3 separate regions of the Homo sapiens genome follow, and all the other regions are linked to region 1. A link is an interaction called in ENCODE POLR2A ChIA-PET data of the cell type or tissue named here. Cell type or tissue: Panc1. All regions are shown on one strand. Region 1 has its middle 16 kb from the start of LINC02606. Region 2 overlaps SLC2A5 (solute carrier family 2 member 5). Region 3 overlaps SPSB1 (splA/ryanodine receptor domain and SOCS box containing 1).

Region 1 (8,000 bases):
CCCAGACTGGAGTGCAATGGCGTAATCTCAGCTCACTGCAACCTCCACCTCCCGGGTTCAAGCAATTCTCCTGCCTCAGCCTCCTGAGTAGCTGGGATTACAGGCGCCCAACACCACACCCGGCTAATTTTTGTATTTTTAGTAGAGATGGGGTTTCACCATGTTGGTCAGGCTGGTCTCAAACTCCTGACCTCGTGATCCACCCACCTCGGCCTCCCAAAGTGCTGGGATTACAGGCGTGAGCCACTGAGCCTGGCCCAGAAATAGCTCATGGTATTGATGAGTGAGTGTGATTCTAATATGAGGGTTGATTGGCATTTTCATGTATGTCAATGAGTAAGAAACAGTGAAACAAAAAAGACATTCGGCAGGCCCTTTAAATCTGTGGATTTCACATTTATGGATTCAACTAACCATGGATCTAAAATATTCATTCAAAAAAAATGGACGGTTGCATCTGTACCAAACATGTACAGACTTCTTATTTTTGTCATTATTTCCTAAACAATACAGTATAACAACTATTTACACCGCATTTACATTGTATTAGGTATTATAAGTAGTGTAGAAATGATTTCAGATATACGAGAGGATATGTGTAGGTTATATGCAACTACTACACCAATTTATATAAGGGATTTGAGCATTCGTGGATTTTGGTATCCAAGGGAGGGTCCTGAAACTAATGGGTCCAGATGGGACAACAAGGGCTCAGGGAAGGAAGGTAAGTGGTTGCCCAAGATTGAAGCTTATAAATGTCAGGATCTGAGGTCGGGAGTTCAAAACCAGCCTGACCAACATGGAGAAACCCCGTCTCTACTAAAAATACAAAATCAGCCGGGCGTGGTGGTGCGTACCTGTAATCCCAGCTACTTGGGAGGCTGAGGCAAGATAATTTCTTGAACCCGGGAGGTGGAAGTTGCGGTGAGCCTAGATTGCGCCGCTGCACTTCAGCCTGGTGACAGAGTGAGACTCCGTCTCAAAATAAAAAAATAAATAAATAAATGTCACAGCCAGGGTTTGAACTCACACCTGGAGCCTATGCTTCCAAACTCTCGGCCTGCAACTTGCCAGGGCCCAGCTTGCCCTTTGGTGGGTGGGAGTGATAGAGTTGGAGGCCCCATCCTGTTCAGGTCCAGCTCCAAACCTCACAGGCCTGGCCTGACACCTCCACTGTTCTGTGTCCTCCAGGTCCTGGGCTCCTTCTTCCACCTGGGTGGCTGGGTCTGGGATACCAAGGGACAACTATATATTGGAACTTTACTTTTTTTTGCTAAATTGGATAACAGCTTTGAATACTGGGAGAATAGTTCCTTATCTTTTGTACTATTCACAATGTTATTGCTAGAAGTACAATTCACTTTCAAGTTTAATTTGCAATATTAACTTTTTGTTTTGGAGTCTCACTCTGTGGCCCAAGCTGGAGTGCAGTGGCACAATCTCGGCTCAGTGCAACCTCCACCTCCTGGGTTCAAGTGATTCTCCTGCCTCAGCCTCTCAAGTAGCTGGGGTTACAGGTATGCGACACCACACCAAGCTAATTTTTGTATTTTTAGTAGAGACAGGGTTTCATCATGTTGGCCAGGCTGGTCCTGAACTCCTGACCTCAGTGATCTGCCCACCTCGGCCTCCCAAATGCTGAGATTACAGGTGTGAGCCACCGTGCCTGGCCAATATTAACATTTTCTCCATTGCTTTCTTAAATCTAGAAAATCAACAAAAGAGTAAAGAAAGCCCTGGCTGAGAGCATTTGCCCATTTCTGTGGTGTAAATACTCCCAGCGCAGTTGGTTTTGAGGTCCCAGAGTGACATTGTTGAATGTGGAGTTGGGAAGAGGTGTTCAGTAGCCACCATTACTAGCACTTCCACAAGGCAGAGACCATGGATATAAATAACCTCAGGGCATAGGTAAAATGTAGTAAGATAATTAGGAAGCCAGGAGTCTTGAGTCTTTAGAGCTTTGTTTTTAATATAATTTATTTAATCGTAAGTGTATAGAACTTAATTGTTAATGATGGCTGTATTTACAAACTGGCTCCAATGATTTCTGAAAATCATCAGTCAACCCTCCTGAGTCAGTACAAGTCAGCTCCACCGTGCCGTGAACCCATTCCCCTACAGCTCTATAGGAAAGGTCTTACTAGCTCTATTTTACAGCTCAGGAAGCTGAGGCTCAAAGGCCACAGAGCAAGGCCTTGAGTGCAGGAGGGCTTAATGCTGAGATGATTGGAGTCCTGCACAAGTTACTTAAGTCGGGTAGCGTGAGCAGAAACTGAACCACAAGTGTGTTTGGGGATTTGTGGTGTCAGGAAACACTTAAGATACTTCTCTACCAGTCTGGTCTGGCCTCCAGATAGCACAGTCCCTGCTTGTATAATGCAGTAGAATAAAGTTGCAACAGTCGGCCTGCAAAAGAAGATAACGTGGTGGCAGAAAGCCCTTTGACCAGGACACTACCACACTACCATAACACCACACCACCACACTACCAGAACACCACACTACCACACCACCACAACACCACACCACCACACTACCACACCACCACAACACCACACCACAACACCACACTACCACACCACACTACCATAACACCACAATACCACACTACCACAACACCACAACACCACACGACCACACCACCACACTACCATAACACAATGTAGGAGAGACCTGCCCACCTCTCTCTTTTCTTTTCTTTTCTTTCTTTCTTTTTTTTTTTTTTTGAGACAGAGTTTCACTCTTGTTGCCCAGGCTGGAGTGCAATGGCATAATCTCGGCTCACTGCAACCTTCACCTCCCAGGTTCAAGCGATTCTCCTGCCTCAGCCTCCCAAGTAGCTGGGATTACAGGCATGAGCCACCACACCCGGCTAATTTTGTATTTTTAGTAGAGATGGGGTTTCACTATGTTAGTCAGACTAGTCTTGAACTCCCAACCTCAGGTGATCCACCCGCCTCAGCCTCCCAAAGTGCTGGGATTACAGGCATGAGCCAGCGCACCTGGCCTTTTTCTTTTTTTTCCTTTCTTTCTTTTTTTTTTTTTTTTTTTTTTTTTTAGACAGGGTCTTCCCCTGTTGCCCAGGCTGGAGTACAGTGGTGCAATCTCAGCTCACTGCAACCTCTGCCTCCCAGGCTTAAGCGATCCTCTCACCTCACCTCCCAAGCACCCTGGACTACAGGCAAACTACAGTTTGGCTCTGTGTCCCCACCCAAATCTCATCTTGTAACTCCTACGATTCCCACGTGTTGTGGGAGAGACCCGGTGGGGGGTGATTAAATCATAGGGCAGGTCTTGCTCGTACTGTTCTCGTGACGGTGAATGGGTCTCATGAGATCTGATGGTTTTAAAAAGAGGAGTTCCCCTGCACAAGTTCTGTCTTTTTGCCTGCCGCCATCCATGTAAGATGGGACATGCTCCTCCTTGCCTTCTGCCATGACTGTGAGGCCCCCCCAGCCACATGGAACTATAAGCCCAATTAAACCTCTTTCTTTTGTAAATTGCCCAGTCTTGGGTATGTCTTTATCAGCAGCGTGAAAATGGACTAATACAACTTCTAATATTAAACATTAAAATAGGCGGGGCATGGTGGCTCATGCCTATAATCCCAGCACTTTGGAAGGCTGAGGTGGGCGGATCACAAGGTCAGGAGTTCAAGACCAGCCTGGCCAACATGGTGAAACCCCACCTCTACTAAAAATACAAAAATTAGCCAGGCACAGTGGCAGGCACCTGTAATCCCAGCTACTCGGGAGGCTGAGGCACGATAATCGCTTGAACCCGGGAGGTGGAGGTTGCAGTGAGCCGAGATCACGCCACTGCACTCCAGCCTGGGTGACAGAGCAAAACTCTCAAAAAAAAAAAAAAAAGGTGGAGTGGGAGAGGTGGCTCAGGCCTTCACCTTGGCAAGCAGCCAGCTTGTGGGCTCAGCCATCAATTCTGGGGCACCTTGGTGTCTGAGGCCTCCTCAAACCATTAACAATGGTTTTAAAAGTACCATCTCAACCTAAAATAAATGTCTAATGGATTCAAGGGGACATTGCTAAAGAAAGTCATCTTACATTCCAACACACCGGCCCGGTCATGAGACCAGGTCTGCAAAACGTTGTTCTCCTCCCCTTAGACATGAGAGAGACAGAAACAAAGTCTGGGGCGGCGGGTGAGGGATGGGGTGACCAAAAAAAGTACTTATTCCACACACAGTGGATGTTTAGCAGATGTTTTTTGGATAGACTTAAGCTTTTAGACAATGAAACAAAAATAATTCTTCCCATCATCACAAAATAAAAATGTGACCACATCCCTCTACCACGTCCCCTTGGGGCTTGGGAAGAGCGTCTGTCCCATAAATCCTCCAATGGGCCTTTTGTGTGCCAGGCACCGTGCTGGGCACTGGAGCACACTTACAAGGGCAGCCCCTGGGCGCCTGCTCCTCCTGCTCTGGTCCCCAGCCCAGCCCCCCCCGCAGCCCTGTCCTCACCCTGACCCAGCAGGGAGGGCCTCGCTGGCCTGACCTGTTTTGCCTTCTAAGTGGAAACAAGCCGCTGAGCTACAAGGGAAAGTCGGCTCTGGGCAAAGCCCAGTGACTCTCGGCTCATGCTCACCTCTGACCAAGAAAGAAACACAGCTGTGGTTATCAGAAAGCTGCTGAGAGCTCAGGATGGTGGGGGTGGGGCGGAGGCTGGGAGGAGGAGGGCGGGTGTAGGGGGAATAGAGAAGCTCTGAATCACAGAATCTTATTCTTGGGGGCAGATGTGGCCACAAGCTGGGACGGGACTGGGGTGGGGACAGGGAGTCTTATCCCCAGTGTGCATGGCATTTCTTAGGAAGAGCAGAGAGCCCCTGAGCCTGGGAAGGGTGAGCTGGCCTTGCTTGTGGGGGTGAATGAGTCGCCAGCCCTGCAGGGCCACTTGAGTGCTGCCAACAGATTCCCAGGGGCCCAGGGCAGCCAGCTCTGGCACAGCCTGGTGGCAAGTATCCCCACCTGAGCAGGGTGAGGCCGGGCAGGGCCCAGCAGGCCCCGGCCCCACCAAACCTCCGGGGCCAAATCTGCTGCTGATTGGCCAACTCATGGAACCGAAACGGAAAATCCCCCACCCGTGGCCAACAACTGCCAAACCACTTGAAAGAGGCAAAAGTCTCCCACGGGTTAGAGGCTTGAGATGTTGCAAAGGTCAGGATTCATTAGCAAATGGGTTGCTTAGAGGTCCCTGGAAAGGGAGGCAAGAAGCAGGACCAGGGCCAGGAGGCTGGACTGGAGAAGTTGGGCCTGGGATCAATGAGGGGCAGCGTTCTGCTGGAGGATGGTGAGGTGATGGGCTCACCCTGGCCCGAGATCCTGGGCAGGGAGCAGCTCTCACCCCACAGGCCTGGGCCAGCCGCCCAGCGCTTCCCAGAGCTGCAGGGAACTTCCAGGGAACTGAGACCTCCAAGCTCAGAGAGAATGCCTCCAAAATTCCTTGGGATTTTTCTTCCCTAGTCAAAAGCCTATCTATTTATAGATGTGGAAATATGTGTGGAGAAAGGACTGGAAGGAAATACATGAAATGTTAACATGTTTTTCTTCTTCTCCTTATTCATATTGTTTTACGAAAAATAAACATGACTTTCAAGATAAGAAAAAAGATATTTTTAAAATATAATTAATCTTGATATGTTATTCATGTTGTTATAGAAAAGTGCAAAGCTGAACTTACCCATAGTGCTGTTAACCACGAACATTTTGCTGTGTTTTCTTTTCTTTTTTCTTTTTTTTTTTTTTTCGATATAGGGTCTCGCTCTGTCGTACAGGCTGGAGTGCAGTGGTGCAATCTTGGCTCACTGCAACCTCTGCCTCCTAGGGTCAAATCCATCTGCCTTGGCCTCCCAAAGTGCTGGGATAACACGCATGAGCCACTTTGCCTGGCCTGCTGTGTTTTCTTTTGCTGTTTCTCCTATGAAGACATTTGGGTGTAAGGTTGTTGTTCATGCTGTATTTTATTTTATTATTTTATTTTATTTTTGAGACGGTTTCGCTTTGTCACCCAGGCTGGAGTGCAGTGCAGTGGCACAATCATGGCTCACTGCATGCAGCCTCAACCTTCCAGGCTCAAGCAATCCTCCCACCTCAACCTCCTGAGTAGCTGGGACTACAGGCACATGCCACTACACCCGGCTGACTTTTGTATGTAGAGATGGTGTCTCCCTATGTTGCCCAGGCTGATCTCGAACTCCTGGGCTCAAGCAATGCTCCAGCCTTGGCCTCTCCAAGTGCTGGGATTTATGGGCATCAACCACTGTACCCAGCCTCATGCTATATTTTACATTATTAGAAAACTTGATATGTTACCAGAAAGGCATCATAACCATCTTTTAAAATATCTATGTAGGCCAAGTGTGGTGGCTCACGCCTGTAATTCCAGCACTTTGGGAGGCCAAGGTGGGTGGATCACTTGAGATTAGGAGTTCGAGACCAGCCTGGCCAACACGGTGAAACCCCGTCTCTACTAAAAATACAAAAATTAGCCGGTTGTAGTGACACATGCCTGTAATCCCAGCTACTCGGGAGGCTGAGGCACAAGGATCACTAGAACAAGGGAGGTGGAGGCTGCAGTGAGCCAAAATTGCAACACTGCACTCCAACCTGGGCAACAGAGACTCTATTTAAAAAGAAAAAAAAACTCTAATATTTATTCAGTAGATAATGCCATTATTCATTTAGCCATTCTCCCATTTGAAGGTATATCTATAGGTATACCTATAGGTAGATAGTTTCCAGCTCTTTGCTATTATAAATAATACTGTTGTGAACATCTTTATGTGGAACATTCTTTCTTTTTCTTTTTCTTTTTTTTTTTTTTGAGATGGAGTCTTGCTCTGTTTCCCAGGCTGGAGTGCAGTGGCACAATGTTGGCTCACTGCAACCTCCACCTCCTGGGTTCAAGCGATTCTCCTGCCTCAGCTTCCCGAGTAGCTGGGATTACAGGCGACTGCCACCTCGCCTTGCTAATTTTTGTATTTTTAGTAGAGATGGGGTTTTGCCATGTTGGCCAGGCTGGTCTTGAACTCCTTCCCTCAAGTGATCTGTCTGCCTCGGCCTCCCAAACTGCTGGGATTACAGGCATGAGTCACTGTGCCCGGCCATTCTTTCATCTTTTGAGATGATTAGATTATCTTAAGTCAAATGCTCATATTTCCAAATGTGGGATTACAGCATGAAAGGTTGCCACACACTAAGCAGGAGAGTGAACTTGAACCCAAGTTAGTCTAAGTCCAAAATGCCCATCTTTAATCCTGCCAAATGTTTCTGGTGGTGGTGGTGGTAGTGGTGGGTTTTGTTGTTGTTGTTTGTTTGTTTTTGAAACGGAATCTTGCTGTCACCCAGGCTGGAGTGCAGTGGCCCAGTCTCAGCTCACTGCAAGCTCTGCCTCCCAGATTCAAGCGATTTTCTTGCCTCAGCCTCCCAAGTAGCTGGGATTACAGGCGCCAGCCACCATGCCCACCTAATTTTGTATTTTTAGTAGAGACGGGGTTTCACCATGTTGGCCAGGCTGGTCTCAAACTCCTGTCCTTAGGTGATCTGCCCGCCTCAGCCTCCCAAAGTGCTGGGATTACAGGTGTGAGACACTGCGCCCAGCCCCAAATGTTATTATATTTAAAGAAAAATGGGAATGAGGCTTCATTGAGGACGGGGCAGGGGGTGCGATCTCTCCCGCCCCCGACGTCCCACCCACACACATGGCTTTCACCATCAACAATGGTGTTGACCTGGAGCCTAGCCTGGCCCCATTGGACAGGAGGGTGAAGTCGTGAGAGACTCCCCAGTATAGTTGAGAGTCAAGATCTGTGCAAATGAGCAGCTTGGACCAGGCAGGAGAAACACTTTGCATGGCTTCTCGAAGGAGGTGAGGCATAAACCGCATCTTCAAAGATGGGCAGGGTTTTGGCAAGCTGGGTGAGGGAAGGCATGGGCCAGGGCAGGGGGCATGGTGTCCTGGCTTGGCAGTGAGGCCCCATCCAGG
Region 2 (8,000 bases), 370 kb before region 1:
ATTGCTATGCCACGGGCCTCCATATGGACAGCTGCTGAGCAGGCAGGGAAGCCCATCACTCAAAGCCACCTCATCCATCTCCTAAGAGGGACTAGATAGTAAACGCTGGCCAGTCCCTTATCGCGCCTTTGTCCATGGCCTGCTATGTTGGCTCGGGACAGGATGGGCCCCCCAAGGACATCCAGCCTGTTAGAAGAGACCAGTCTGCAGAAAGTCCTGTCCTGTGGTGGTGGCTTTGGAACACAAGGAGGGGGCCAAGGGTAGTGGTGAAGGGGTGGGGGTGCTCCCGAGATGTCCTGAACTCACCATCTACGTTTGCAAGGAGATTCCGAAGACCAAAGATCTGGGCCACAAGGATGCCAACAGTGATGAAGAGCTGGGGCACCACCCCGAGAGCCCCCCGCAGGTTTTTAGGGGCCAGCTCCCCTAAGTACATGGGGACCACGTTGGAAGATACACCTGGGAGGAGGTGAAATAGAAACACCATCAGAAAAAATTAGTCTGGCAGGGACAAGCTGTCTTCAAGTATACTATTCTTAGCAATAACATTATTTGGGCCAGAACTCTCTCAAAACTGCAAAGGAGAAAGCAAACACCTCTTTTAATTCTTAGCCCTTTATACTTTAAGGAAAGAGAAACAGATCAAAGGAGCTCATGCACAGGGGCCCTTGCTTTGGCCCATATCATCTGGGGACACTGGCCAGCTGGATCTACGGCCTTCCCGCTCCCTGGCCTGAGTCTAGACCCACTCACGTTTCTGCTTTTTGAGGAGGGTCTGTTTCATAAAAGGCAAGGCAGCTGGGTGTGATGGCTCGTGCCTGTAATTTCAGCACTTGGGGAGGCTAAGTGGGGAGGATAGATTACTTGGGGTCAGGAGTTTGAGACCAGCCTGGGCAACATAGTGGAACCGTTTCCACTAAAAATATGTATATGTGTGTGTGTGTGTGCGCGCGCATGATATATATGGCCTGTGTGTATTTACATATGGTGTGTATGTCTGTGTGTGTATGGCCTCTGTGTGTGTGTGTGTATGTGTATATGGACATGGCCTGGTGTGTGTGTGTGTGTGTATATATATATGGCATGTGTGTGTACATATATATATATATGGCCTCTGTGTGTGTGTGTGTGTGTATGTGTATATATATGTGTGTGTGTGGGTGTGTGTGTGGCCTGGGTGTGTGTGTGTGTGTGTATAGGGCATGTGTATGTGTATGTATATATATGGCATGTGTGTATGTGTGTGTATGTGTGTATGGCCCAGGACCCCTAGCCCCCAGCTTTACCTTATAGGAACAGTAAATAAACCAATGCAGAGATAGTTTCATACACCTTTAAGAACAAGTTATATGTCTCTATAAGCATTTAAAATGTCAACACATATTACGGAATATCTGCATTTCTGGGATTTCTGTAATGCCTGGACTACTTCTGAATCCCCAGTATTTAAACTTGTAAATATTCCCATCATACTTGAATCTGGTGGAGGGAAAACTTACTCTATTTTATAGAATGACGTGTTGCCTGATGTCAATTAAAAAAACATAGGCAGAATTTAATTTTGCAGCTTCCAAAGTATTTTCACATATATTGCCCTATTTAATTCTCCTAAAAGCACATCCAGAGGCTGGGGATGGAGAGGAAGTTTCACTAGTCCAAGTATCAGGTACCAAATCCTGAGTCAAATGGAGGCTCAGGGACGTGGGTCTCTGAAGGGAGGCTCTCAGGAACAGAGTTTGGAGTGAGCAGAGGTTGGAGCTGCTGTTGATGGCGGGGTATTTGATAGAACTGAGATAGGAGGGTACCTGAGGCCATGTTTTCCTGTTTGGCAATTCTACCCACAGATGTCTCTGCTCAGTATTTGAAAAGAGACATCACAGTTCATTAATATCGATTCTTCCTCATTTGCAGAGCAAAGAGGGGCAGTCTTTAAAGCAGCTCTTAGCATGTCTAGGTGGGAAGAGGGAGCAACACCTCACAGGCCCAGGGCAAAGGGCTGCAGAGGAAAGGAAGGCCTCCTGGGAGCTGAAGTGGGAGGCTGTGTCCTCACCACTTAACAAGAGCCACTTAGCAGCAAGAGCATCTTGGTGAAGGATATTAATAAAGGGTCAAACCTCAGGAGGTTTGTGAAGAGATGGGGTTACCTGTACGTTGGTGGAAAGCAATCTCTATTTTTGTCTTTAAAATGACTCCACTAGGACCTCCCAGCCAGCCAGTTCTGATACGAGAATCAGAGCAAAGTGGCTTTTTTTTTTTTTCGAGATGCGAGTTTCGCTCTTGTCGCCCAGGCTGGAGTGCAGTGGTGCGATCTCAGCTCACTGCAACCTCTGCCTCCCAGGTTCAAGTGATTCTCCTGCCTCAGCCTCCTGAGTAGCTGGGATTACAGGCGCCCGCCACCACGCCTGGCTAATTTTTGTATTTTTAGTAGAGACGGGGTTTCACCATGTTGGCAAGGCTGGTCCTGAACTCCCGACCTCAGGTGATCCACCCGCCTCGGCCTCCCAAAGTGCTGGGATTACAGGCATGAGCCACCGTGCCTGGCCTGGCTTTTGAAGTTTAAATTCCTCCTGCTGGACACTGTAGCTCACCCCTGTAATCCCAGCATTTTGGGAGGCTGAGGCAGGTGGATCACTTGAGGCCAGGAGTTCGAGACCAGCCTAGCCAACATGGTGAAACCCCATCTCTATGAAAAATACAAAAAAATTAGCTGGGCACGGTGGCACATGCCTACAGTGCTAGCTACTCAGGAGGCTGAGGCACAAGAATTGCTTGAACTTAGCAGGTGGAGCTTGCAGTGAGCCGAGACCGTGCCACTGCACTCCAGCCTGGGCAACTAAGCAAGAGTCCATCTCAAACAAACAAACAAACAAACAAAAAGTTTAAATTCCTCTGAGCCAATGAATACCTTCAGTCTTCCTGCCAAGAAGTTGATTAGTAACAAATCAGTGAACTGTGAGCATGTTCCAGTAAAAGTCATACTCATCTTGGCACCCCCCTTGTCAAGGTAGTTGTTTACTTCATTTTAGAGTGAGCAATGTGGTTCTTGTTCATATGGGTGGTTTTATTTTTGTGTTGGTTTGTTTGTTTTGTTTTTGAGACAGAGTTTCACTCTGTTGCCCAGGCTGGAGTACAGTGGCACGATCTCGGCTCACTGCAACCTCCCCATCCTGGGTTCAAGCGATTCTCATGCCTCAGCCTCCCTAGTAGCTGGGATTACAGACCTACTCCACCATGCCCAGCTAATTTTTGTATTTTTAGTAGAGACCGAGTTTCACCATGTTGGCCAGGCTGGTCTCGCACTCCTGACCTCAAGTGATCCAACTGCCTCAGCTTCCTAAAGTGCTGGTATTACAGGCATGAGCCACTGCACCCGGCCATATGCGTGGTTTTAAAATGAGTGTCTAAGCAGCACACAGCTTGATGATCCACTTTGCTGACTTGCTGGAGGTATGTGAAAAACTGTTGGCAAATGGATTATGCCCCTAATGGCCAGTGTTCTCAAGCCGTGATCTGAGGACCCAGGGATCCCGAGACCTTTTAAGGGTGTCTGTGAGATCAAAACTATTTTCATAATAATCCAGAGATGATATCTGCTCTTCATTCTCTCTCTCTCATGAGCATATGGGAGTTTTCCAGAGACTTCTTGCCAGGCCACATCACAACTGACCTGACCCAGAAGTACATCTGAGAATTCAGCTGTCTTCTATTAAGCCAGACATTAAAGAGATTTGCAAAAATGTCAAACAAGGCCACTCTTCATGTAATAGGCTTATTTTAAAAAATGAATTAATATGTCTCTCGGTTGCCATTTCTAATACAGTAAATATTGATCAATGTAACCCACATGAGCAAAAGCTCTTTGGAGCCCTCAATAATTTTAAGTGTGTAAAGGGGTCTGAGACCAAAAACTGAGAACTGCTGACTTTAGAGTAAAGGCTGGGATTTTTAACTGATTTGTTATCTATTGGAGCCTAATATTTCTCTGCTGGAAACAATTCTGTATTGTTAATGGTCAATAGAAAAGTGATTGGACCTGCTTACTGGTGGCAACTTTTAGGAATGTATTTTTCAAAATGTTGAGCCCACTGCAGAGAAAACCCACAGGTCAGGGCAAGATGGCAGAGACCGGCCGGGCATGGTGGCTCACGCCTGTAATCCCAGCATTTCGGGAGGCTGAGGTCAGGAGTTTGAGACTAGCTTGGCCAACATAGTGAAACCCCATCTCTACCAAAAATACAAAAATTAGCTGGGTGTGGTGGCGGGCAGCTGTAATCCCAGCTACTCAGGAGGCTGAGGTAGGAGAATCAGTTGAACCCGGGAGGCAGAGGTTGCAGTGAGCCAAGATCATGCCACAGCACTCCAGCCTGGGTGACAAGAGGGAAACTCCATCTCAAAAAAAAAAAAAAAAAAAAAGATGGCAGAGACCCAGCCAGGTGCTCTCAGGGAAAGCCGAGCACTAAGTGAAGTTTGCCATGGGGCTCACCATCCTCCCTTTGGCATGACTTAGTCTCTGTTTGGGAAATGTCTTCTCATCTTTTTTTCACGTCTCTGTTACTGCCAATTAATCCTAGCTGAGGGGTTTATGGACAGCCAGCCAAATTATCCATTTGTCCCTATCCCTGCGTTTGGAAGGAACAAATGAGAGTTCCTTGGCAATGTTGGGAAAGTGACTGGAGGGAGGCAGTGAGGCACCTGGGAGGGGCTCCCTCAAGGGGCCCACTCTGCACCTGTAGGACCCTGAGAGCTTCCATCCTAGATGCCTCTCCCCACCTGGCAGTGAGAAATACTGCCTACTAAGGATGCCAACTCAGGGAAAGCCACTGGCACGGCTCTACCCCTCATCTCTCCTCAGTGTGAAGCAATTATGGGAGAGTTTTCTAAAATCACCACTGTACAGCCTGGCAGCCTAGGCTTGGAAGCAACAGAGTGGGATTAGGAAAAAACACCTCCCAGTTTGTTAGATGAGAGGACTCAGCGAGTCAGCACCCGCTCAGCAGGTGGGCATTTCAGGAATAGAACTCAGTACGCCCTTGGCAAACTTTAAATTGCCCTATAAAACTTAAAATGTGGCACTGTTAGCACCTTTCTGGTAGTGGAATTCATACATTAGATTGTTTCTCAAGCTTTTTTGACTCTCACCCACAGTAAAAAATACAGAAATACATTTTCCACTGCAACCTGGTTCTCGTGTGTGTGTGTGTGTGTGTGTGTGTGTGTGTGTGTATGTGAAACAAAAGTGGGCAATACTTATCTTTACTACACGTAACACTGCCTCTTCCATTTTATTTATTGATTTATATATATATTTATTTATCTTTGAGATGGGGATATGGTTTGGCTCTGTGTCCTCACCCAAATCTCATCTCAAATTGTAATCCCCATGTGTCAAGGGAGGACCTGATGGGAGGTGATTGGATTATAAGGGCGAGTTCTCCCATGTTTTTCTTGTGATACCAAGTTCTCATGAGATCGGATGGTTTTATAAGGCAGTTTCCCTTCTCTCTCTCTCTCTCTCTCTCGCCTGCTGCCATGTAAGACAGGTCTGCTTCCCCTTCCATCATGATTGTAAGTTTCCTGAGGCCTCTCCAGCCATGGGGAACTGTAAGTCAATTAGACTTCTTTTCTTTATAAATTACCCAGTCTTGGGGAGTATTCTTTACAGCAGTGTGAAAACAGACTAATACACAGGGTTTCACTGTGTTGCCCAGGCTGGTTTCAAGTGATCCTCCCGCCTCGGCTTCCAGAGTAGCTGGATTGCAGGTGTGAGCCACTGCACTCAGCTATTCTATTTTTAAAAAGAAAATGCTGCTCACTAAACAGACATCACCACCCACTAACTGGTCATGACCTGCAGTTGAGAAAATATTGAGATAAAGGATTGGATTGGAATGACACTTCCCAGGTTAAGATTCTGCATTTCAGTCTTTCAAAGATGTTTCTTTGTAGGAAACATCACAGTAAAGCTCTGCACCTGAGAACCAGGTAGGGCTCAACCATCTGTTTCACAGCAGAGGTATAGGAACGCTTTCTACACGCTTCAGACATCACAGATTGGTTCTAGTCCCTGGGAACCTGTTGTCCTCCTCCTTGACGACCCTCACAGAATGGCAATACAGCATAGCATTGTTTACCTGCACATATTCCCACCAAAAGTCTGGAAATAATGATAAGCTCAAATGATGTGGCGACTCTGCTGCATCCCATTAAGATCGCAGGCACGATAGAAAATATGTTGTTGAACAGCAAGGCCCCTTTTCTGCAGAGGACAAAATATCAGTTAGTTTTGCTGAAGAATTCACTCTTTCATTCAAGAAATGTTTCTGGAGTGTCTCCTCTGCATAGGCTCCAGCAGTTACAGCAGCTTTACTGCTGTGCGTTTAGCTCTCTGGGACCTGAGACTGATACAGGTCAAGTGCATGGCCTGGTGTGGGAATACGCTCAGTGTGGGGAGCAAATGGAAATGACCACAGTCCAGAGGGCGTCAGTGGTGAAAATGGAGAAAGGGCTCTGTATTAAGATATAGTAAAGGGTTTTTGAAATCATTAGCTAATTTATAATTTTGGTGTAATCTTGAAAGCCAACCCCAAAATTGTCCTGGGTAAGGACATTAGAGGAAAAGAAAAGTATAGGTCCATCTCACTTATGTCAACGTGGATGCCACAATCCTAAATGAAATCTTAGTAGATTAAATTCAACAGCATATACAAAAATATTTCAATGTATTTCACCATATTAAAGATTATATTGGGGCCAGGCATGGTGGCTCACGCCTGTAATCCCAGCACTTTGGGAGGCCGAGGTGGGCAGATCACTTGAGGTCAAGTGCTCAAGATCAGCCTGGCCAACATGGTAAAACACTGTCTTTACTAAAAATACAAAAACTAGCAGGGCCCACTGGTGGCAGGTGCCTGTAATCCCAGCTACTCAGGAGGCTGAGGCACGAGAATTGCTTGAACCCAGGAAGTGGAGGTTGCCGTGAGCTGAGATCGTGCCACTGCACTCCAGCCTGGGTGACAGAGCGAGACTCCACCTCAAAAAATAAATAAATAAATAAGTAAACAAACATTATATTGGGGGAAAACATCGGATTATCTCAATAGAAGCAGCAAAAGAAGTCAATAAAATTTAACACCATTATGATTTTTAAATTTTTGTTTATTTAAAAGTTGGCCTAAGTTTCTTTCCTCCTTTCTTTTTTTTGAGACAGAGTCTCGCTCTGTCACCCAGGCTGGAGTGCAGTGATCGCAGCTCACTGTAACCTCGGTCTGCCAGGTCAAAGTGATTCTTGTACCTCAGCCTTCCAAGTAGCTAGGATTACAGGCACGTGCCCCCACACCCAGCTAAGTGTTTGTATTTGTAATAGAGATGGAGTTTCCCCATGTTGGCCAGGCTGGTCTCGAACTCCTGGCCTCAAGTGATCTGCCCACCTCAGTCTCCCAAACTGCTGAGATTATAGGCATGAGCCACTGCGCCCAGCCATTTTTTTTAAAACCAGCCTTAACAAACTATAAATAGAAGAACTTCTTTAAGCTGATAAAGGAAATCTACCTAAAACCTATATCAAACATCACACTTAATAAAACTTGGAAAGCCTTCCCATTGAAGTCAGGAACAAGCCTACCCTGGAGATCCTGACAGAAGCAAAGCAAACTTCTCTGGAGGGGCCTCTCGCAATGGAGCCCTCATGATGAGGACCCTCATGATGGACGAAGCTGTCAGCGAGTGGAGCTCCAGCATTCCTAAACACTGAGAAACTTGCCACACGTGAGAGCCGCTTATACTAACAGCACACCTTCAGACAACAGAATCAGACTGGACTATAAAATGTTTAAAATGATTAGTGTCATAAAATAAGGAATCCAAATAGTACTGTATTGGAGAACCAACATCACCTGACTTCAAGGCTTACCATAAAGCTACAGTAATCAAGACAGCGTGGTACTAGTAAATGAATAGACAAACAGGCCGGGCATGGTGGCTCACGCCTGTAATCCCAGCAC
Region 3 (8,000 bases), 64 kb before region 1:
ATCTCTGAGTTCCCAGGTGACGCTGACTGATGTTGCTGGTTGGGACCCCACTTTGAGAACCACTCCTGTAAAACAGGGCCTTTCCATCTGCCTTTCCTCACCGCCAGACAGAGGGAGGCCTGTGGGTCTCGTGACGGGACCGAGCAACTTGGGTCACCCCTGTGAGTTGTAGGGCCAGCACCTGCCATGGCATTCCCTGGCTGAGCGCTCTCCTGCACTTGGCATTCACGATTCCAAGCTATCAGGTGTCCCCTGATAGCCTCAGGTGTTGAGAGGCGGCAGGAGGAGGGCAGGGAGCAGCATGTATGAAGCTCTTACTTTGTGCCTGGAGCTTTATTAGGCAATTCTATGGTGACATCATGAACGCTGCCCTTCTTATTCTTATTCCCCCAGGTGGTTTGAGGGCAGCCACCTGGGCCTCAGGGGGCGGATGAGTGGATGCCCGGCCCCCTGACTGTCACGTAGGCTGGGTGGTGGCCCCTGAAATCTCTCTGGGTTGATGCTTCCTGAGTCCTCAGATCCCTTCCCCGGTCCTTTCCTGGTCAGCCTGCTGCTCATTATCCCTGGAGGGACATGAGGGTGACCCAAGGACCACTCCCAGAGGTGACCTTTGCCAGCTGGCACATCCCATGGAGAGAGGTCAGAGTGTCACTGGCTCCCATTCAGGCCTTGGCACCCTGAAAGCCTGGGTTTGGTCGGATCCCCTATGTCCAAGAGACTGCCTTGTTGGGGGAAAGTGGCAGACTTTGGATGCACTCCAGCCTCTTCCTCTCAGGCCAGGCAGCCCTGAACTCTGGAGTCCCACAGGAGGCTAGGCTGGAGCGAGGCCCTTCCAGAGAACCAGCTTCTCTGCAGAGCCTCCTCCTGGGAGTCACTGGGCCCACCTGATCCACCCTGCCTCAAGCCCCCGTCTCCTGCCTTCTGGGGAGCTGCTGGGGGTTGGAGGGCAAAGAGCACCAGCGTCTCTGAGCCTGTCCCCGTGGGTACCCTGTTGGTGGCTCTTTTCTTGGAGATGGCCGTGGGGCTGCTTTTGGGCCTGCCTTTCTGCTTCCACTCTTTGGGGGCGCCCCACCTCCTGTGTGAACCAGATGGGCCCAGTGTGTTACCCGCCGAGGCTAGGCAGTGTCGGTGGTCCATAGTCCACGTTTTATTCCTCTTGCCGTGGGAGGGCATGTCTGCTGCTGTCTGGGTCACCTTTTGGGAAGGTTGCTGTGTGTCCCTGGGGTCCCTCAAGAACTGGCTTCTCGTCTGCATCAGGCACAGTCCGTTGTCCTCGCCACCCTGACTAAGCTACAGCTGCGATATATTGTAATTTTCAGTCTGTTTGACTATCATGCTGGTTTCCCAGGCCATGGCTCCACTGATTCGAGCCCTCTGAAAGTGCTGTGAGTCATCTGGGCCCTTCCATAGGTGTTTACAGCAGGTGCATTTTGGGTCTTTTGAGGTCAGGGACTAGAGCTCTGGACCGTGTGGGATTTTCTCTCCAAAATCACTTGTCAGAACTTTCCAGAAGGATCCTGTTCTTTTTTGTTGATTCTAGGGGCACAGACTTATTTTTATATCCCTCCTTGAGGGGTCCCTCCTCAAGTTGGCAGTTGGCAGGGTGAGGGGTGGAGGGTGGTAACCACGTGTCACAAGCCCTGCTGGTGGTGGCCCCTTTGCCAGGGGCTCCATGGCCCAGCCAGCACGGAGCATGCCCCGAGCCCTTCCACCACCAAGAGTGTCCCTGCCACTCATGCTCAGGATGCTGGAGGGAGCACAGAACCCCAGTGAGCGGGCAGAGCCCAGGCAGCGGCTGAGCCAGGCTGCAGAGATTGATTCTGATAAAATAGCAGATTGCTCGGGGCATGTTTCTCTTGCAAAATCCTGGGCTGCCACCACTGATGTGTGAGACGGGGCGGCAGAGGGAGGGAACTTACGTGATCTTCAGGTGAAAGGAGGCTTTATAAATAGGTCACCTTGTTCCACATCCTGAATTTCATTCTTTCCCCATCTTGGGGCAAAACAATGGTTTTACTGTTCTGGGGTCAGTCGGACACACTGTGGAGGAACTGGGTGTAAGGAGGTGGGTGAGTGTCTGCCACTCGCTGGTGACAGACCCACCTCTGTGCATCCTTTACCTGCCCTTTCTGTCTGTCTGTCCCCAGTCGCTTTGGCTACATCCCCAAAAGAGGGTGTAGCCGTTCCTTCAACAGACCTCTTCCTAAAACACCACCACAAACAGGTAATTTTTAGAGGAAGCAAGGCTCGGGAACAATTGATCTGAAAGCATTTTGGGGGAAGGTGGGGTCTGCAGGGTTGTGGCTTTAATTGAAACACCATCGGGGGGTTGCCGGCAGGTGCTGTGCAGTCTGGCCTGTCTCAGCCTCCCCCAGGGTCTGCTCTCAGTGCCTCATTCCTCCTCACCTCCTCCTCTTCCCTGGCGTTGGTCTATCAGGGGTGGAACAGCCACCGGTGTTTCTGATGGGGCCACCTCACCTGGCCTTTGCCACATGCAGAGCTGCTGTGCAGCTGCCACCTGGCTGGGTATGGGGACGGACCAGCTGTTCTCTTCTTGTGTTCTGGGTCAGTAGAGAGAGACAGCCGCCCCATTTTTACGGGGCTAATTAAAATCTGTAATTTTGAAACAGTATAATCGGAAGTCTTGGGATAGATCACTGTAGAAATAATGTCCCTCTTCGGGATGGCCCCAAAGCTTCCCCAGGATTCTCATCCTTTATTTAAATACCCTTCTGCCAGGCTGGGCATGGTGGCTCACACCTGTTATCCGAGCACTTTGGGTGGCCAAGACAGGAGAATTGCTTGAGCCTCGTAGTTAAGAGAGCAGCCTGGGCAACATAGTGAGACCCTGTCTCTTTAAAAGAAAAAAAAGCGTTTTAAACGCCCTTCTACCAGTTATGGATCCTTAACACGTACCTTCATGGATAAAGCATTCAGGACAATAGTGCTTACACATTACGCTGTGCTTGCTTTATAAAAGCAACACAGGTGCAGAACCTGTAGGAATTGCTTTGGGAATAACTTGTTCTTGCAAACATAGTGTGTGAAATCATTGTTTCTCAGCCTTTGATTCTCTTTTGTGTGCTTAAAAATCATTTTAGTTTGAAAAGGAATACATGCATTTTAAAAAATTCAATTCAAAAAGCGTTTTTTCCCTCCCACCCACAATCATTAACCATTGTGAAAGGTTTGATGTTTATCCTTCTAGACCTTTCTCTGTACCTACAAACATAAATAGGCGCAGAGAGAATCTTTTTAAATTCTGTTCTTTCAGAAACGGCATCATGATCTGCATATTGTTCTGTGATTTGCTTTACAAATGCGACAGCATCGTGTTACATTTTCTGTTACGTCACCACTTTGGAGGGGCTGCATGGAGCTCCGTGGTGTAGATGAGGTGGGACTCATGCTGTCCCCAGCATCTTCATCCTCATGTCCCTGTGGAGGCCTATAGGGTTTGGTAGACAAGAGCCCTGGAAGGGCTGTTGCTGGGTGATTGCTGGGCGTTTTGCACATGGACAGGGACTGCCTCGTTGTACCTGCACACCTAGAAGGCTGCCCCAGTTCAGGGTCTGTCCCCCTTCAACACACACCCACAGTGTGTAGGAGTGTCCTTTCCCCACCTTCTTTGCAGTTTCCCTGCAACTTTTTTTTTTTTTTTTTTTTAAACAGAATCTCGCTCTGACGCCCAGGTTCGAGTGCAGTGGTGCGATCTCGGCTCACTGCAACCTCCGCCTCCTGGGTTCAAGTGATTCTCCTGCCTCAGCCTCCCGAGTAGCTGGGATTACAGGTGCTCACCACCACGCCCAGCTTATTTTTGTATTTTTAGTAGAGATGGGGTTTCACTATGTTGGCCAGACTGGTCTCAAACTCCTGACCTCAGGTGATCTGCCCACCTCGGCCTCTCAAAGTGCTGGGATTACAGGCGTGAGCCACCGCGGCAACTTTTTTTAACCCTGGGCATCCCACAGCACTGTCTCGCTCCTGTCTCGGCGGTAGTGCTGTGTCTAGCATCACATTCCTCTGTGCCTTGCATAATGAAAGCAAACCGTGGCTGTATCCAGAAGGCGCTCTCTGACCACAGGGACCTGCCTTGCCTCTCCTGCCCCTCCAGGCTCCCTCAGCCTTCAGAGAGAATGGCTGCCCTAGATCATTAAAGGCTGAAGACAGGTGCCCTTCACCTGTCCCGGGTCTAGGACTCCCAAACAGTGCACTTTGGGGATGCTTTTGACTCCTCCCCATCCCCTGGGATCAGCATTCATTTCCAGGCTTCCTTCCCTCTGTATCTGCAGACCTGGCTGCCCCCACCTGGAGGAGCCCACGAAACTGGAGGGATTTGCGAGGTTCTTTTCTTCCTTCCTACTAAGATCTGGGGCCCCCAGCAAATCCAAAGATGGCCTTTTTCCTGGACCCAGACAACCTTAAATGGCTGTTCGAAGCTGGCCGAGGGAGTACGGGGCTTTCAGAAGCTCATCTGCTTAGAGCCCAGGCTGCCACCGAGAAATCCAGTAGGGTCACGCGGCTCTGATGGGTGTTTGGAACCCCAACCCACCCCGTCCCATGGCTGCTCTGGAAACACTGGGTTGAGGGCTTTTGCCGTCAAAGGATGTAAGGGACATCCCCTTTCACTCGTGCAAGAATGTGTGTGTGTGTGTGTGTGTGTGTGTATATGTGCGTGTGTGCACGTGCATGTGTGTGTGTAGTGGTGGGGTATTCCTCCCACTGGGAGAAGAAGTTCACTGAAGCCAAACCCCAGGGCTTCGTGTCATCTGGTGTCCCCGCAGGTAGCCCCTCCCCCTCCTCCAGAGCTTTTAATGGCCTTCACTGTGTTGTAGGAAAGGCAGAATCTCCTCCAGGGTGTGTATCCCTCTGCAGGGGAAGCCAAGGTGACTCCAGGGCCCGTGGCTGCTCTCCGGCTCTGAGGGTCCGGGCCATGGTTCCTGCCTGCATCCCGTTTTTCGCTCCTCTCTGCTTCCCCGAGCCCAGCCCTCCCGTGCATGAGACAGACGCTCCCGCCACGTGCTCGACTTTGATATTGGTGACGTGTCCTCTCCCTTTATCCCCCACCTGCTTGTGGCACGATGGGGCCAGAGCTGTGCCGGGCCAGGAGTGGGGGTAGGTGAGTGTGGGGTCAGGGGGCTGTCCCAGCTGAGCTCAACCAGAGAGGCCAAGGGACGTGGAGCGTGAGAGGCTGAGGCCTTGGCGCCAGCGCCGTAGATGCGTGTCAGATTTGACAGCTGATCTCTGACACAAGGCGTGCAGGAGCGTGGGTGGGTGGACGGCTTGCCTGCCTTCCTCAGGAGGAAGCTATCCACGGGACATGTCCTGAGCGAGTGTCAGGGAACTCGTGCCACACACAATCCGCCACCAGCATCGACTCTTCGATCCAGATGAGATGCAGCTGTCTTCCGTGACTCACGGCCTCTGGGCCAGTTGTGTGAGGAAGGTCCTTTCGGGAGTTCCCAACCCACCGTTTTATGGCTGTTTTTCTCTCTTGACCCTTCCTGATCTTTACTTTAATCTGATCTTACTTGTGGGAAAATGTTGCTAGGAGTTCCCAACCCAGAGTGACTGGTGAGCTCCCTGTCACCCATGAGGAGGACGGTCCTGCAGTTAGAGCTCCTGTACATACATATGCATACACACACACAGACACACGCCACACACGCAGACACAGGCAGACACGACACACGTGTACCTACATGCACACACAGCACATATATACACACATGAAGACACACCACACACATATACACACATCCAGACACACCACACACACAGATACATACACGCCTCACATATCTACACACACACACACACCCCTACCACCCGCACAGGTACACACACACATTCTTTCTCCTGGTTGAAATACCCTCACGGCATTTATGCCTGTGATGAGATTACAACCTGGTCTTCAGGAAGCACCAGACATTGGACCCCTGCGTGTGACAGCTGAGCCTTGCAGCCTGAGGGCTGCGGACAGGAGAACTGTCATTATTTAGAGTGAGTAGAGTTTGGTGGGGCAGGAGGGGTACAGGCCAGGCATTGGTTTGTTGTGGGGCTTGGCTGAGACAGCTGTGCAGAGGAGGAGGCAGGCGCGGTCCTGGGGACGTGGTGACTAATGCAAGAGTGTGCTTTTGGGGATGAAAACTTTCACTAAGGGAATGGAGAGCAGGCGCCGCCGGCCAGGGCACTGCCTGGACTATGACGCCTCTGTCCTGCTTGTTAGTCTCAGCTGCTGCCTTTGCTCTCACTGTGTAGGCACACAGTGTACACGTGTGTGCATGTGTGTGCATGTAGGCATGCGTGCATGCGTGTGTGTGGTGGGTGGCGGTGGCAGCAGCAGGGCCACATCTGTCCTCTGCTCTCCCGTTCCAGCCCTGCAGGGCAGTACGAGCCACGCCCTTTGCGTCTGCTCCTCCTGGGTGGGGATGAAGGCTGAGTCCTCCCACCTCCTGGAAACTCACCAACTGCTCAGCAGTCCCAGGCCCTGATGCTTCTGTGGCACTGCTGGGCCCCACAAGGCTTAGGCATCTGCATTTGCTTCTCAGAGCAGCAGTAAGTGGGGGTGGTCCCAGAGCTGTGCTGTTCTCCCAGCTCCTGCCTGAAGTGTAGTGCCCGGTGCTGGATGCCCTCCTGGCCCAGGGATGTCTGTCTTGGTCCAGTGTTAACAGGAGCCATCCAGGCACCTGTGAATGTTACTTGGTACCTGTGGGTGGTACACACCCCCTGTCCTGAGCGCCATGTCCAGGAATTGTGATGATGGTATTAGCAGTTTTGCATGGGGTCGGCAAACAACAGCTCCTGGGCCAAATCTGGCCCACTGTCTATTTTTGTAAATAAAGTTTTATTGAAACACATTCATGCCCATTGATTTACATATTGTCCGGAGAGCCTTAAGTAGTTACTATCTGGCCCCTGATGGAAGAAGTTTGCTGACCCCTGGTTTAGAAGGGACCTTAAACTTGATCTGCCCTAGCCCAGACTTCCAAGTCCTTGGGTCTTGGCCCAAAGGCAGCGTCCCTCTGTAGGGCCAGATGTGGTGACCAGGAAGACAGGAGAACAGTGATCTTTGATCAGTGAATGGAGCACAGGCTAGGAAATAAATGAAAGTGGAAATGCAATAACGCCAGCCCTCTCTGGAACACTGTCTCCACTGAGTTTTAGGTAAGTGTGTGACAGACAAACGAGCAGAAGCTTGGAGAAGCTCAGGGTGGATCTTGGTGGCCGGAGCTACTGTCTCGGCGCATGAGCTTGGAAGCTTCAGGAAGCAGGGCTGGGGAAGCACCCTCCAGGCTGCAGTTCCAGGGAAGGTGGCGAGTCCAGCTCCTGGGGACCCGCAGAAAGGGTGGATCTGTGCGGCCACATTTTAAAATAGAAGGAAGAGGACAGATGGATGGCTTCAGTGTTCCTGCACAGCAAGGAGGTGGCTAGGTGTGAACAAAAGGAAGTTGGGAAGGCACTGTCATCTTTAACCATAGCCTGGACACAGGGTGGGTGACAGATGAGTCAAGAGTAGCCCTAGGGCCACCACAGTGATTGACCACCTGGGAGGTGACTCAGATGGCAGAAGTGGCCGGGTGTGTGGGCCACATTCCCTGGCTAGGCCCTGGGGTGCCCTTGTGAAGGAATCACCCCACAGTGCTGCAGGCCCCTTTACCTGCCTGCCCTGCCCGGGGAAAACGCCCCACCCTCTTTCCCCAGCCTCCCTCCTCCCAGGCCCTCCCTCCCACAGACTCCCATCCCTCACAGCCATGTGGTCCAAGGCCTGGGCTGGGGTGAGGGGGTGGAGGGAAGGTGGGTGGAGGTGGAGGGGTTGTGGTTCAGGTTAGGTTTAGGGAGCTCAGCCCAGCATTGGTGTTAAGGACTTGCTAGGCCACCTGAGGTGCTGGCATCTCAGAACTAGGAGAGGTTGTGGAGCCGACCTGGACAGACAGACAGTGGATGTCCCACGTCAAGGTGAAGCCGTCCTTTCTGGTGGCTCTTTCTGGGACGGGGCT

The links. Peaks named below come from ENCODE experiments on the same cell type or tissue, not always from the same donor. Only the 100,000 strongest peaks of a DNase experiment are listed, where the experiment ranks them.
Region 2: POLR2A ChIA-PET joins it to region 1 with 6 read pairs; 2 of 35 experiments call an interaction of 5 or more read pairs at or near these places.
Region 3: POLR2A ChIA-PET joins it to region 1 with 8 read pairs; 1 of 35 experiments calls an interaction of 5 or more read pairs at or near these places.

Annotation. Positions count from the first base shown.
Region 1 is chr1:9,408,654-9,416,653 of GRCh38, forward strand. No RefSeq gene overlaps it. Among named protein-coding and RNA genes, the nearest start is that of LINC02606, 16 kb to the right of the region's middle. RefSeq lists enhancers at 3,953-4,886, 4,887-5,818, 4,974-5,253, 5,264-5,393. In Panc1, no CTCF peak of the experiment used is centred here; a DNase peak (open chromatin) is centred at 2,258; H3K27ac peaks cover 7,702 bases.
Region 2 is chr1:9,041,479-9,049,478 of GRCh38, forward strand. It overlaps SLC2A5 (solute carrier family 2 member 5), which reads right to left. Exons shown (of 12, transcript NM_003039.3): 4 at 6,132-6,256; 5 at 307-459. Among named protein-coding and RNA genes, the nearest start is that of SLC2A7, 19 kb to the left of the region's middle. In Panc1, no CTCF peak of the experiment used is centred here; no DNase peak of the experiment used is centred here.
Region 3 is chr1:9,344,298-9,352,297 of GRCh38, forward strand. The region is part of intron 1 of SPSB1 (splA/ryanodine receptor domain and SOCS box containing 1); the gene reads left to right. Among named protein-coding and RNA genes, the nearest start is that of SPSB1, 55 kb to the left of the region's middle. RefSeq lists enhancers at 5,845-6,346, 6,347-6,846. In Panc1, no CTCF peak of the experiment used is centred here; no DNase peak of the experiment used is centred here; H3K27ac peaks cover 1,758 bases.